Linked DNA regions of Homo sapiens: region 2 is linked to region 1. Evidence: read pairs that join two places in POLR2A ChIA-PET (ENCODE). Cell type or tissue: PC-3. All regions are shown on one strand.

Region 1 (8,000 bases):
CCCCTTTGCCTCAAGACAAGACCAACTCTGTTGTACAATTAATGTTCCAGAGCTCCCATAGGACTGGGTGAAGCAGACTCCAGCTGAGCCCACATGCCTGTTTGGTTTCTTCCCCTCCTCATTCTGCTCCCTTCGCTCCTCTTGCCCCAATAAATCCCCTTCATGAGAGTCCATCTCGGGTGCTGCTTCTGATGAACCTGAACTCAGATAATACTCTTCCCTTATGAGGCTGCTGGCACCGAGAACCACTTGGAAAGTCCTAGGCATTTGCTCCCAGGTGGGGAGAGGCAACAAAAGGAGGATGAGGAGAAAGCTCACGTGTTTATGATTCTTGTTTAAATCCATACTAAGGAAGAGAAAACAGTCCTGACTGCAGTTTATAAAGGTTGCAAGGCTTCCCCCATTAGGGGAGCACTTCATTCAAGGCAACACCAGTACCCACTTTGTTCTCCTGGTTTCAGATCATGCCCAGGGCATAACCTTAAAAAGCAGAGTCATCATGGAGCCACATGTCTTCTTGGCAGCCAGGCAGGCACCCAAGAGTCACAGACATACCCACAAGGTAATTCTTTAAATAAAAATAAAATCCCATGTTTAAAATGGATTCAATTTAAAAAATCAATTCAATTAAAAATACAAATTTTGGGGAGATATGGCTAATCTAAGCTGTCCCCAGCTCTAAGCAACATGTCAGTGGAGAGCGCTCTGGTTGGGAGTTGCCTATGACTTCTGCCAGGCACTTGGTATCCACCAGGATGCATATGGGAGAGATTCCAGGGACCAGGCTTCTTCTGTGCTCTGATTGCTTCCAAGTTCCAATCATTGCCTACACTGGCTTTAACTTAGAGAACTTAACATTAGCATTTATCAAGGCTGATGGTTATGAGACTCTTAGCTGACTGGGAACGCGGACCAGTGAGCAAACTGTCTATCTAATGTCCCTGACTGCTAGTGCAGACATCTGATTATCTGACTACAATACAATGCAAATCAAATACAGAGTGAAGCAGAAATCTTGCTCTAAAAGATGCAGACTTTCATGAAATCAATGAAAGTGATGTTGAAAAATGGATAAAACCACTGCAAAACCACTGATAAATCTGGATCTGGCAGAGTTAGATCAGTTAACTGTTGAAGGAGTCAAAATTCTCCTGGATACTACTTTAAGATGCTTCAGAAGACAAAGATTTAAATAAAAAAGATCAAGAGAAGCCCTTAGAAAAAAGTGACCATTGTTAAAATGATCCTTTTGTGATTGTACCGAAAACCAGACAAAATATGAAGCAAAGGATGTTATCTTATGAAATAGTAGGAAAATTCACATTCAAAAGCTGCCTATCCAGCACTCAATTCCTTCTTTTGTTTCAGAAGTTAGGGCACTGTTATTTTAAAGACTCTAATAAAGCAAATAATCTTTTGCCTTTGGTCTAAGATATCTTTGACAATTATAATTACAATGTTTTGAGTGCCACTGAATAAATGCAGGATAAAATAAACCTAATTTCGTAATTTTCAGTTTCACATTTCAGGCAAAGTCTCAATCAAAACTTTTAAAATACATTTTTATTATAAAATTTTAGACCCTATTTTAAGAGGATTCACATAACTGGCCTTTTCCCCAGTCCCACTTTTCCTTGTCTGGCAAAGACGTTCAATATTCTCAGGGTTTCTTGCTGAAGATTACAGAAGATTCAATTAAAAATTTCTACTACCATACAGATAGTCCCTGACTTATGATGGTTCTACTTAAGATTTTTCAACTTTCTGATGGTGTAAAAACAATAGGTATTCAGTGGAAAGTGGTAGAAAGCTGTACAATACTCTCAAGATGCTGGCCAGCGCAGCGAGCTGTAGCACCTCGTCAGCCACATCATCACCAGGGTAAACAATCGATACTCTATGGAGGGCTGTGTTGCCAGATGATTCTGCCCAACTGTAGGTTAATGGAACTGTTCTAAGCATGTTTAAGTAGGCTAGGCTAAGCTATGATGTTTCGTAGGCTGAGTGTATTAAATGCATTTTCAACTTATGATATTTTCAACTAACTATGGGTTTATCAGGACATAACCCCAACATAGTTCAAGGAGCATCTGCACATTACTCTCAGGATCAGGAAATCATCAGTTAACATTTTTAAAAACACAGTGATGAAAAGCACACTTGATTTATGCGTACTCATTTCCGTATTCTCAGTGTCTGGCACCGAGCCTGGCACTTAGTAGCTCCTGAGTCTGCATTTATTAAATGAATAGGCCTTGGCTTATGGGAGATGCCAAAGAAGGGGCTGCAAGAAGCAGCTCATTTGCTGGTCTGCCTGGCACAAGAGATGCTTGTCTTGGCAAAGACCTTCTCTCATCCAGACATACCTTGCCTGTCCCAGCCCCGGAAGCTTGGCCAGTAGACCCAGGCTACAGCCCTGTTTGTAACGTGCAGTGGTTGGAAGAATCGAATAATGAAATTAGTGAGCCTCTTTGGCCTTCGGGCTCCTTCCTCCCAATCATACAAGCATTTGATGTCAGTCTAGACTCTGGCCTTACTTGACCACGAATATGGTGCTCTTTGGGAACAGAATATCTTTGTGGTCAGTGACCTGCTTATGCTCAATGCTAGGTAGAGTTTGAAGTCTCACTTCCAACTTTCTAGTTCTGACATGTGTTTGTTAAACTGAAGATGACCCTGGTGTCTCCATATCTGACTGTCAGTCTGGCAATTTGTGTTCCTCTAAGACCCTTTCCTTCTTCCAGACACAACAAGCGTGACCCTTGTGGGCTGGTAAAAGCGGCTTCCACGTTAACTCACTTAGTTAATTTAGAATTCAAATAAATTTTGGAAGCACTTCATCCCAAATTCCCCAATCAACTGAGGTGTCAGAGGTGAGCACAGGTTCTTAATAACCTGGCTCAATGAGTTAACAGAAAACATTCTCAGCAAACACTTTATTAGCAGCACTCAATGATGAGTCAGCTTGAACCTTACCAGAACAGTCGTATTCCCAGAGGGGAATCCTTCGGGCTTGAGCCATAAAGTTCCTACCCATGAAGAAAAACACCTGAGCCTGCAGCATAGAAATTGTAAAACCTTTGGCATTAGTGTCCCAATTTTGATTATTGGCTCAGATATATACCAGCAATGTGTTGTCAGGCAAATTAACCATCCTTTCTCTAAGCCTCCAGTTCCTTACCAGTAAAATGAAGTCATAACATGTGCCTTATAGGAGTATTGCTGGACTGCCACTGCTGATGCGTGTAGGATGGAGTACATAGCCTCTACTTAGTAATGGTTTACTGTGTGCCAGGTAGTGTTTTAAATCCATTATCTAAAAACTCTATGTACACCTTCTCTTTATTTCCATTTTTATGAGGAGGAAACTGGAATGTGAAGTTATATCACTTGCCCAGGGTTTCCCAGTTGGTAAATGATGGAGCCAGGATGTGAGCCGGGCACATTCCTTCCCAAAGCTCCTCTGCATGTTCTCCTTCAATCTTAACTTCCTTCTCCTGACCCAACTCCCCTGCCTATCTCCCTACAGAACATGACATGGTGCTTTGAATACACACAGGTGTGGGGAAAAGGCCTGTCATTTGAACAGCATATGAATTACAGACCCCAGCTGTCAAGACATTCTCTTCCATGTACTAGATTCACACTATACCTTGTCTCCTGCCACTTGCTCAGGCCCTGATGATACACTCTTGGCTGAGGGTTACTCATGGATAGTCCTGGAGTCAGAACAAACACAAGTCATGGTACTCTTGAATCAAGGAAGACTACATGATACATAACTAAGAAAATATGAACCTCCCACTGGAATGAAGCCACATAAGCAAGCACTCCTGTTGATCCCTGAGCAGAGATGCAGAGGGTGAACTGTTTTGTTGATTTGCTAGTCAAACTTCTGAAAGAGGCTCATGTAGTCAATCCAGCAGGGGTCATGAAAGATCAGAGGCAGATGGGATCTGAGAAGTCACAGAGAGGGTGCTTTTCTTTGTATCCAGAATGTTGGCAACATTCTGGATACAAAGATCAAGTATAAGCCTTCCTGGGGTCTTAACATACTCAAAGTTTCCCTCTGAAAGGACTTATACATCATCCATCTGTACATTCATTAATTCACTCACCAATCATCTAACAAACACCTACAAGATGTCAGACACAGAATGGGGAGAATACAAATGACAGGTAAGAAGGGATTTTGACCGGGCTCAGTGGCTCACGACTGTAATCCCAGCAATTTGGGAGGCTGAGGTGGGTGGATCACCTGAGGTCAGGCGTTTGAGACCAGCCTGGCCAACATGGTGAAACTCCGTCTCTAATAAAAATACAAAAAATTAGCTGGGCGTGGTGGGCAGATGCCTGTAATCCCAGCTACTTGGGAGGCTGAGGCAGGAGAATCGCTTGGACCCAGGAGGCAGAGGTTGCAGTAAGCCGAGTTTGCACCATTGCACTCTAGGCTGGGCAACAAGAGCGAAACTCTGTCTCAAAAAAAAAGGAGACAGCATTTAGTAAGCAAAGACTCCAAATTAACGCATTTTAATAGAGGGGGAAAAACTATTGGTTGAATACGATCCAGGCTATAAGGAACTTATAAATAAATTGTTCCAAGAGCTCATAGCAGGGTGCCACCCTCTTTGCCTGGTGGAGTAAATAAAAAAGCAAATATATCAAAAAAGGTGACTCTAGGGTAGGTCTTGAAAGGATAAGAATTTGCCTCATTTGGGTGGAATACTGTGATGGGAGAGGCAGTGACATAGTAGCAGAGAGGGTGAAATGAATGGGGTAGATGTTTCAGGACAAGGCTAGTATAGGGTAGCACCAAGAGAGACAGCACCAGGGGAAGTTGCAGCTGTGTGCCCAGAGGCTGAGTGGCATTCCCTTCCTTGATGTGAGCCCGAGGCTTCCAGCTACACAGGCTCTGAAGCCAGCTTCTGAATGATACAGCAGATCCAGCTGTGAAGAACTTCCATCCTCTGCTCCTGGGAGAAATACTGAAGTCAGAGGGCAGACATGTTAATTTCCAATGAGTGACATAGTTGCCCTGTGCAACATGGGGCTCCTGTCAGCAGGGCCAGAGAATTCCTGTCTTGGAGGCCAAAAAGGGAAAGCAGTTGCAATCAGAAGGTTGCTTAGTGAGTCAAGGAAGAATTTTACATTTTGAGAACCACTTTGTTTACTAACTCACTGAAGAGCTATTCACTGACCGCTGCCCTATATCACGCCCTGTTCTAGGGGATGGGGCTACAATGGCAAACACAGCGCTGCCGTCGCAGCACATGCAGCCTACACGGGGAGATGGCAAAAACAAAAAATTCAAAAGGAAATGAAAAATAACTGGCAGGGCACAGTGTCTCATGCCTGTAATCCCAGCACCTTGGGAGGCCAAGGCAGGTGGATCACTTGGGGCCAGGAGTTTGTGACCAGCCTGGCCAACATAACAAAACCCTGTCTCTACTAAAAACACAAAAATTAGCCCAGTTGTAGTAGCACACATCTGTAGCCCCAGCTACTTGGGAGGCTGAGGTGGAAGGATCAATTGAACCCAGCAGGCGGAGATTGCAGTGAGCCGAGATCGCACTACTGCATTTCATCCTGGGTGACACATCGAGACTCTGCCTCAAATAATAATAATAAAAATAATAATAATAATTACAAAAGTAGCAAAAAAAACTGGATAATCTGGATATCATCAAAATTTAAAACTCATGTGTTTCAAAGGACACCATTAAGAAAGTGAAAAAATCCACAGGATGAGAATATTTTAAATCATATGTCTAATAGGAACTTTAGGATACATTTTTAAAAAGTCTTGCAGCTCAATAATAAAAAGATAAGTAACCTAACTATCAAATGGGTAAAGGATCTGAATAGTTTTTCCAAAAAATACATACAGATGGCCAATAATCACATGAAAAGATGCTCAACATCATTAACCTTCAGGGAAATCTAAATCAAAACCACAAAGAGATGCTACTTCCTACTCATTAGAATGGCTACAATCAAAAAGACAAACAATAACAAATGCTGGACTAGATGTGGACAAACTGGAACCATTACATACTACTGATGGGAATGTAAAATAGTATAGTGGCTTTGAAAAGCAGCCTGGCAGTTTCTTAACAGTGAAATATAAGTTACCATGTAACCCAGCAATCCCACTCTTAGGTATGTACCCAAGAGAAATAAAAACATGAGCCCACACAAAAATGTGTACACAAATATTGATAGCAGCATAATTTGTAATAGCCAAAAACTGGAAACAATCTAATGTCCAGCAACTGATGAATGAATAAACACAATGTGGTATATCCATACAATGGAATATTATTCAGCCATGAAAAAGAATGAAGTATGACATATGCCACAAACAAATGAACTCTGAAAACATTACGCTAAGTGACAGAAGCCAGTCACAAAGGACTGGCTCCATTTCATATAAATGATTCCACTTATACACAATGTCCAGAATAGGCAAATCTAGAGAGAAAGAAAGTAGATTTCTGGTTGCCTTTGGCTGGTGGAAATAGGGGAAGGGGTACGACAGCTAAGAAGTATGGTGGTTCTTTTTGAGGTAATGAAATGTTCTAAAATTGACTCTGGCAATAGATGCACAACTCTGAAAATATACTCAAACCCACTGAATTGTATACATTAAAAGGGTTAATTGCATGGCATCTGAACTATATCTCAACGAATCTGTTTAAAGTAATCACAGCCTGTGAGAGGCATTCTGAAGGAGGCAAACAGCATTATACCTGGTATAGGTGGAGGGAAGGCCCTTTTGAGGAGGTACCATTTAGCTGAGACCTGCAAGCTAAGAAGGGGCTAAGCACATGAAGGGAGAGTGAAGAGTGTCCCTGGCAGAAGAACCAGCATGTGTGGGGAAAGGCATGGTGAGTTCCAGAAACCAACCAGAGGCCACACGTTTGGGAAGCAACAGATGAAAGGCCAGGCCATGCGGAGCCCTGCTGCTCATCAGGAGTTTGGACTTGGTTCCAAGTACAGAGGGAAGGCACTGGAGGGTTCTGAGCAGGGGAGTCATACCATCTGATTCACATTTTTAAGAATATTTTTAGTTGTGATGTAAGAATAGATCAGACGGGGCCTGGGGTGGGGAACGCGCAACAATGAGCAGAAAAGGTTTCTTCCTCACCTCTCCCAAAACATTCATGGAAATGGAGTCTGAAGAGGTGTGGAGCACAGATCAGATAAACTAAAAGTATCCTTAAGGAACTGGAGCACACAGTGACTCCAGCGCAGATGCCAAATGCAGACAATGGGCTGGCAAGGCTGGGAAGGAGCTGGCCACGAACACTCCGAGGGAACCAGAGGTGATTACCCATGCACTTGGGGAATTTGGAGAAGCAGGACAAAGAAAGCACTACAAAGCCAGTTGCTTCCTTGAAATTTTGTCAAAACATCCATGTGGAAGCCAAGGCCTACACTATTCTAAGTTTGTTCTTTCCAAGCTTAAAAAAGTGAAACAAGCAAAAGCTAGAGTCAAAACAAATGTTTGAGGCAGATGAACCATGTAACTGCTAATGCAAAATTCCTCTCCCAAGTTAGGTAGTGAAATTTGGAGGCCAGGTATGGATGGCTCACACCTGTAATCCCGGCATTTTGGGAGGCCAAGGCAGGAGGTTCACTTGAGGCCAGGAGTTCAAGGCCAGCCTAGACAACATAGTAAGACCCTGTCTCAACAAAAATAAAAATTAGCCAGAGGTGGTGGCACACACCTGTGGTCCCAGCTACTTGGGAGTTGAGGTGGGAAGATCACAGGCCCAGGAATTGAAGGTTGCAGTGAGATATGATTGCACCACTGCACTCCAGCCTGGGTGCCACAGTGAGATTTTTTCTTAAAAAAAAAAAAAAAAAAAAAAAAAGGCAAGAAAAGAAATTTGATTGAAGTGCACATGAAATAACCCTGTGCCAATCACTGGCAGTTGCAGACTGGCTGGCATCAGAAGCAATTATGTGATCAAATGGAGACGGCGAGGTCTCCTCCC
Region 2 (8,000 bases), 120 kb after region 1:
ACTTCATGTCCTTTGTAGGGACATGGATGAAGCTGAAAACCATCATTCTCAGCAAACTATCGCAAGGACAAAAAACCAAACACCGCATGTTCTCACTCATATGTGGGAATTGAACAATGAGAACACATGGACACAGGAAGGGGAACATCACATACTGGGGACTGTTGTGGGGTGGGGGGCTGGGGGAGGGATAGCATTAGGAGATATACTTAATGATAAATGACGAGTTAATGGGTGCAGCACACCAACATGGCACATGAATACATATGTAACAAACCTGCACGTTGTGCACATGTACCCTAAAACTTAAAGTATAATTAAAAAAAAAAAAAAAGAACAGCACAAGGTCTCCACAAATAAGTCTTAAGGCTCAGATCAGCCCCAGGCCTCCTCAGGGTCATGTTTTGCCCCCATTTTTAGAGCCACTCACAAAATATCTTTGTCTGATGTGTGTGAAGCACTGAGATTTACAAAAGGCAAAGCTCAGAAAGAAAAGGGCTGGGATTAGGACTATCCACAGATTAGTAATGAGCTCCTCAACTCTGAATTGCTAATTTATTACTGCACATCACATAAATGGTCAACTTCTTTTGGCTTGTTTTACTACTGTCAACCAAAAGCATATCTTAAACCAGAAGTTCTTAACCTCGAAGAGAATTCAGGGCATCTGTGGATTTAGATAGAGGAAAAGAATTTTCCTTCTTTATTTTTATTAACCTCTAACTGAAATTTAGCATTTCCTTCCATTATAAAATGTAGGCATCAAACCACAAAAGTATTAGAAAGACCTGTGACTCTACCGTCGATAGAAATCTGAGATATTACACACTATATTATAGTTGTAGACACCTTGAAATATTGTTTATGCTTAACAGTACTCAAAATGTCTGTAGATCTTCTTATTTCATGCATCAAGAAAAAGCTGGTATATTATTATATCATAAAGTGGTCTTTAAAAATTTTGATAACTCCATTTCAGTATAACTGAATTTCTTTGTAATTCTATGTATTTTATTCTATGTATGTAAAAGCATATTCTGAGAAAGGATCCACGTGCGCTTCCCAACGGCCAAAGGCGTCCACGCACAGAAATGGTTAAGAACTTTTGTCTTACTAGTAATGCCTAATGAGAGAGACCATCCTCTGGTTTTTGAAATGCTTCAAAACTGCAGAAACATTATGTTGTTTCAGTCTTCATAGGTTATGTGAACTCTCTGGTCTCAGCAGTTAAAAATATATCATCCATTACATTTTATGACAGGTTCAGGGCCTGGGCTGAAAATCACCCCAGGGCCCCTGGGGTTTTAAGAATTTGGTCCTGGATAGATGTTTCGGCCAAGGCAGAGCAAAGCTGCTTCAGTGCTCAGAGTTATAGGAAAGCATCTGTTTCCCCGTGTGAGCCCATAGGAAGGGAAGAGCGCAGAGAGTGGGCTCTCTGGGCTCCATGCAGTGTTCTCTGCTTTTACAGAAGAATCCTGACCTTCCCAGGGCAGGCCTGCCACTTCATGAGCCCTGAGAGGGTATCCAGAAAGCTGAGAAGCTTCCCCTAGACCTTAGTGGTGTGTGAAAATCCTGAACCATGACCAAAATGAAGAGAGTCAAAACACTGACCCCACAAGATTTCCAAGTTACTCAAACCACAGTGGGCCTGTCTTCTCAGCTTGGGGGCTAACTGAACCAGCACAATTACCCTGAATGATTTGCAGTTTAGAGAGTGAAGAAAGTAGTTGCTCCCAAACCTGTAATAAAAAAGGTCATCAAAATTCCAATACTTTCATCAAAACTCATTCTTTCTTATAATCTGTTCTACTCTCCTTCTTGCCACCCCATTCCTACTGGTTTTAACAAGGTCACTAATGGCCACCATATTGGATCCAAGGGACATTCTCTCTCTGTCCTCATCTTTCTTGACTCCCCCAGGAGATGGCTTGCTCCTCCTGTCCCCACTGCTCCTTATCCTTCTGAGATGACATCTAAAGCAATAAATGGCATTTACTGGCTAACATATTTATCCCCAACCCCCAGAATTAGACTGAACTCTTTGGTGCAGAGGCCACTCACACTCATCTCAGCATGTCCACCCTTTAGCACAGTGCATAGAACAGAAGTGGACATTCAGCCAATAGGAAGGCACTGGTGCATTTTGAGACCACCATTCCTAAGAAAGGCAGCTTTATTCAATAGACTAACCCTACACCTACAGTCAATATACATGTATAAACATTTTATTAAATATTTACCTGATGCTTTACTTTTTTTTTGCTCTACCCTTACTTCCTTTCAGTGTTTACATCTCACATCTCTTTACTGTTTTTCTTTTCAGATCTTCCCTCATTTTTAACCTTAGCTATTTTAAGCATCTTTAAGCTCAAAAGAAATGGTGTCATACCTATCCACAAAACTTTATTAAAACCACTTAATAAATACCACCTATTACATCTCTTACCTACAGCATTTGGGTTTACTGGATAATGTGAGATCCTGATGCAATAACAGAGACAGACACTGAGCTCCTCTTTGCGGGAAAGGGTGGAAATACTGGCAGATGGATGACTGAGTGAGATTTCCTTTTGTTCCTTTCAGCATCTGCACTCGTAATATTTGGATTCAGCTAACATTGATTGATCACCAATGTGCATGACTGGGCTACCTGCTTTTATAGGTTATCTGATATTATCTCGACATAGGTATTATTTTTCTCCAAACACTGAACCTCGGGCTCAGACAAACTAAGTCTATACTTGTATCATCTTAGAGTTTGCCAATATGATCCCAGGAGATTGTTTAAGCTGTTAGGATTTATAGCAGAACACTCTGAACCATCATTACATTTCCAGAGTCTTTGCAAGTAGGAAGTAAAAAGAACAGAAATCATTGATCATATTTCCTTTTCATTTCTCCCTCTTCTATTTTGGTAAGTTTTATTTCCTTTACCACCTCACCATTAGATGGAAACTTTGAACAAATTTAACATGAACTATGAGTTTTAATTAAACAATTTAGAGAATGAAAAAAATAATCTTCCTCTGGGGTAAATACAATATTAAGTAGCTCTGCCCTCAAAAATGTAAAATCTAATTTAGGAGACACAACAAGCCATTTCACCCAGCCAGCCATTCTAGGTCTGTCCCTCTTTTTCCCCAAAACAAGGCTGCTTATTCCTACTTATCCATCTTGCCTTGGACCTCTCATCCCTCCCCGTCCCCCAGCCAGAGGTCAAGGCAAATCCCAGCATTTCCTCCCTCATGACATTTTCTCCATGTGCCTCTGTCACCCAGTAATAATCAGTGTTGGTGCCACTCATTTGGGCATTCACTTCAGACTGTATTTTCCATAGATGCTTGTAAAGTATCTCCGACTCCACATGCTCTTCTGCAACATGAACTGGCTAATTCTCCCATCAAATGTAGGGTCCAATTCCCCAACCTTGAAGAGAATGCTGGGGGTCTCAGGCCCAGCTAAGCCCAGGCTTCTAGGCCATGCTGCCAAGGTGACAGGCATGTGAATGAAGAAGCTTAGACATGGATTCACCAGCCCCCAACTGTTCAAGTCTCTCCCAGCTGAGGTCCTAGGCATCATGGAGCAGAGACCAGCCATCCCCAATGTGCCCTGTCCCGAATTCCTTGCCCACAATGTCTGTGAGCATGATAAAATTGCTGTTGTTTTACATCATTAAGTTTGGAGTGGTTTGTTCAGCAGCACTAGATAACTAAAAACAATGCATCACAAATTATGGATTTAACAGTGTCATGGGTGGGGACCATGTCATTCCTTGATAAATCTTTCACTGTGCCTGTCACAAGAATGTGCATATAAGTGTTAAAAAAGAAACTCTACTTCAGTCATTCAATAGACTTTTATTTAGATTGTACTCTGAGCAGGGCAGAGTGTGATGAGGTTTTCAAAGGTAAATAAGATACTGTCTTGCGTCATGGGGAGCTTACAATTTTTCTTTAGATAAGCCAAGACCTGTTTGCAAATAGTTCCAATACAAACCTAAAAAGACACAAAGTGAGGTAAAAATTCATAGGAAGAAGAAACCCTTCCCTATTAAAGGGTAGAACATTCTATAGAAGGGCAGGTGTGAGGGGCAGCAGATGAGAGTGGGGTATGTGAGGAGAATGACTGTGTGAGTGTTCCTGATGGAAGAGGCGGGCAAGCATAGAGCATGGCCCGTCTCACAGGCAGGGCAGACAGAGGACAATGGTGTGATTCTCATGAAGAATGTGATGTTCAGTGGAAGAAGGATCAGAGTATGACACCACTTAATTTGGGCGAGTCACACATTTTGGGGATGTTGACCCATACTTTACTGCAGCATGACACAGAGGGCAGAGGCTCTTCCAAACACAAAACACCAGCTTCCAGTGCAAGGAATCTGGAGTTCTGGGGTCCATCAGTCCACCTAGTCCCCCACCTCCCTGAGACAGATAACACTAGGTCTTAATAGCCTCCACTTCAAGGACTACCTTAATCTGAAGTTTCAGAGAAAACCTCAAAGAAACAACAACAACAAAAATCCTCTAGACGTATAAAACACACCATAAAAGAGTTGGTCCTGCTTACAATATAAAACAGTATTTATGTCTTCAACTTTATGTCACTGAAACATCTAGTAAAAGCCTTTTATTGGAAGAGAGAAGTGTCTCCAAGAACTTTAAACACAGCACGATTTGTACTGAGGACAAACTCATCTAAAATGATTCACAAATGCCAATGTACTATCTGGGGCCCAAGGACAAACCTGTTTAAAATGATTCACACAGTTTCAGTGAAGTGTCTGGAGTCCATGAACCAGCATTCTTTATAAAACTACAACCAAAGATGATGAAAACAGTTTTGTTTGTTTGTTTTGTAAATCTTACTTGGTTGAGTCATTTTCCACTAAATCTATGTTTGTTTGCATTGGTATCCCATAAACTCACTTTCTGTTAGTAGAAATAGCTGAATTTTATGTTCCTGAAATAGTATTCATGTGTGTTTATGATCTCTTTGATCTTAACCTTTTAAGTGGGTAAATTATTAACACTTTTTATATTGGAAAGGGAAACATAAATGTTTGAGGTTTTTATAAGTCACTATCTTCCCTAACCAAGGTAAATGTGACCACAGTCTTTAAAAGCATATTCTGGAAATATAGCCATAAAGAGTACACAGATGCCCCCATCCACACCCAGAGTGCCTGTTTATGTGCAGATCAGCTCAAACCAGGCTGCGCACAAAGATGTGCCCGGTAGAAAAAGCCCTGGCTGCAGATCGGATGCTCACCTGTAACTGAAAATCCCTGCTTGGCTTTCTCGTGTCTGGCCATCCCTCACAGGAATGAAAGTAGCTTTGAAGAATGGCCATTAATGGTGAAGACGGAGTTACCCCCAAATTAAAAATGGTTCCTATTCAATTTGAATTGTTAAAGAAGAACCTTCGGTCCTTTTGCAGGACCACATCTATCAGGTCCCCGCCCCCTGATGTCACTCTGAGGTCTAGGCTATTTCTGGGCACGATGTTGTTTCTACAAGGTTCATTGGGCTTTGCACAACTCATTACTGTGACAGATGGCACCAGACATTTTAACCCCTTTCTTCCCTGTAAAAGTTATATTCTAAATCTACACCATGCAAAAAAACCAAGCTACTGGCCATGAGACATTCATCTGTTATCTTTCAAGGGTCTTTTGCCATGTAGAATGTCAATTACTCCCTCTTATGCTGAATGCTGGTGCCTTAATCTGAGAGGCAGGACCCTCTTATGCTGAATGCTGGTGCCTTAATCTGAGAGGCAGGACTTGCCCAGACACTGGATTCCAGAAGAGAATTACATGCCATTCCCAATTAACACCCATCCTACCATGAAGCTTGGGCACACTGTCAATATTTTTTTCCTCACTTGTAGATAGAAAAAAAGTTTTTTGTTCTTACACTGTTTCCCTATCTGCACTTGAGTAATGTTCAACTTTTTCCTCCATGAACAACTGAGTTACCCAATTTCTAAACACAAATCCAAGCATCCTCCTGAGATAGGATGATGGATGTATTAGCTCATCCATCCACCCAACTGCCACTCATCAAAGGCCTTCCAAAAACACTCATGTTCCTAAGGAAATGGACAAACACTGAGAGTTCCTTGCTGAACATAAAGGAAGCCACATTAGCCAGGTACGGGGGCACATGTGTATAGATCCAGTTACTCAGGAGACTGAGGCAGGAGGATCCCTTGAGACCTGGAGTTCGAGGTTACAGTGAACTATGATCACTCTATTGCACCCCTGCCTGCCTGGGTGACAGAGTAAAACCCTATCTCTTTAAAAAAAAAAAAAAAAAAAAAAAGGAGCCATGAGCCCTGCTATTGTTATGGCCCCTCACACAAGCCAAGATGTGTCAAGAAACCATTGATTTTCAAGCATCTGTGCCAGAGGGATGATATTAAACACCAAGAGTAGGAAGTGACAAATACTCTCACTGAGGACTTGCTGTTCTCCACAGTCACAGCTGAGGGCCCAACGAGATCAAACAGAAGAAAGCCCATGCTCGGAGTAGTGGTCATTGAGGGGGGCTGATCCCCTCTGTGGACAGCCTTCTAATGACCCCCATTCAACATCACCATAATCTCATACCGAGGACAGCGGTGAAATGCTGAGATGGCAAAAGCAATCCCCCATAACTGTCCAACACAAAGTATGCACCACAGCATTCCCTCAAATCCTGGTGATGATCTTCATGGACGTTAGGGGAGTCTGTGAGCTCATGGATCCATAGGACCCCTGGGGCTCAGAGTTGGGGTTTTCCATGAGAGAAAACATCCTTCTACAGCTGTGCTGTCCAATACAGCTGTGCTCTTTAAATTTAAATGACTCATAATTCAATATATTAAAAATCAGTTCTTCTACCCTGATAGCCACATTTCAAGGGCTCAGCAGCCGCGCAGTGGCTGCTGTACTGAACAGGGCACACACAGAACGTTTCCACCATTGCAGCTCCGTTCCAGTGAACATTTTTCAGTTGGTCTCTCTGGGCACCTTGAGGCCCTCTTGGATGACAGGGCAGCAAAACTCAGTATCTGCTGAGACACCACAAAGAAAACTGCATTTGAAACAGTGTATTTCCTCATAACATATGAATTCTAAATAACCCATACTATGATGAAAAATAGACTTGCTTTGTTCAAAGCCATATAAGACTTATGAAACTTTATCCTAACAATGTTGTGGTACAGGGTGCAAGAATACAGCAATCTGCCGGACTAGCGAGCACCACTGACTGGTGCTGAGAGCATGTGGCCTTCTGCCTGCAGGGCAGTTTCGTGGGTCTCCCTCTGGCATTCCTCACACTCGCAGCATGTCACACATGCACACTATATCATACTCATGCACCACCTACAGATGGAGAACAGAGACATGAAGCTTTAAAAAAAAAGGGTTTAATCATTTCAAGTTATTACCCCTATAAATGCCCACACCATGTGATTTTTAACCAGCCGCCCTCCCTTAGAGAGACACTGATGGCAGTAAAGAAACAAAAGCATCTTTTTAGTCTCGGACTGTAATAACATATTCCTTATATAGGGGCAGCTGAGTCGTTTTCCCAACATTGCAGGAGTCCCCCTCCTTTCAATATGAATCATATTATAGCTCAGATAAGCATATGGCCCAAGTTTATAGAGGACTTTACGAATACTTATTTGTCCTAGAAACCACATGAGAAAATACTTGTCCTCATTTTATGAGGGGTGAACAGTTGAGAGGCAGAGAGATTAGGAAACCTGCCCAAAGTTGCATAGGAATGAAGTAGCAGAGGCAGAATTAGAATTCGCTCCAGTCTGCTGGGAGGACAGGGCATTTCTTGCACCTCAGACTCTCTGCTTGCTCTCCTGCTCCTTTCCTGTCCATTCTCCAAACAAGACCCAGTGTGATCTTCTTAAGGTACAAGTAAAACCACATCCCCCATTGCTGGAAGCCTTCCCATGGCTCGTCAAATGAAACCCCCACTGAGCATGGCCCACCAGGC

Evidence for each region. ChIA-PET counts read pairs that join two places held together with the same protein. Peaks named below come from ENCODE experiments on the same cell type or tissue, not always from the same donor. Only the 100,000 strongest peaks of a DNase experiment are listed, where the experiment ranks them.
Region 2: POLR2A ChIA-PET joins it to region 1 with 5 read pairs; 2 of 35 experiments call an interaction of 5 or more read pairs at or near these places.

What each region holds. Positions count from the first base shown.
Region 1 is chr3:37,720,992-37,728,991 of GRCh38, reverse strand. All of the region lies in intron 18 of ITGA9 (integrin subunit alpha 9), which reads right to left. Among named protein-coding and RNA genes, the nearest start is that of ITGA9-AS1, 140 kb to the left of the region's middle. In PC-3, no CTCF peak of the experiment used is centred here; no DNase peak of the experiment used is centred here; H3K27me3 peaks cover 5,021 bases.
Region 2 is chr3:37,605,294-37,613,293 of GRCh38, reverse strand. The region is part of intron 15 of ITGA9 (integrin subunit alpha 9); the gene reads right to left. Among named protein-coding and RNA genes, the nearest start is that of ITGA9, 160 kb to the right of the region's middle. In PC-3, no CTCF peak of the experiment used is centred here; a DNase peak (open chromatin) is centred at 4,793; H3K27ac peaks cover 693 bases; H3K27me3 peaks cover 3,651 bases.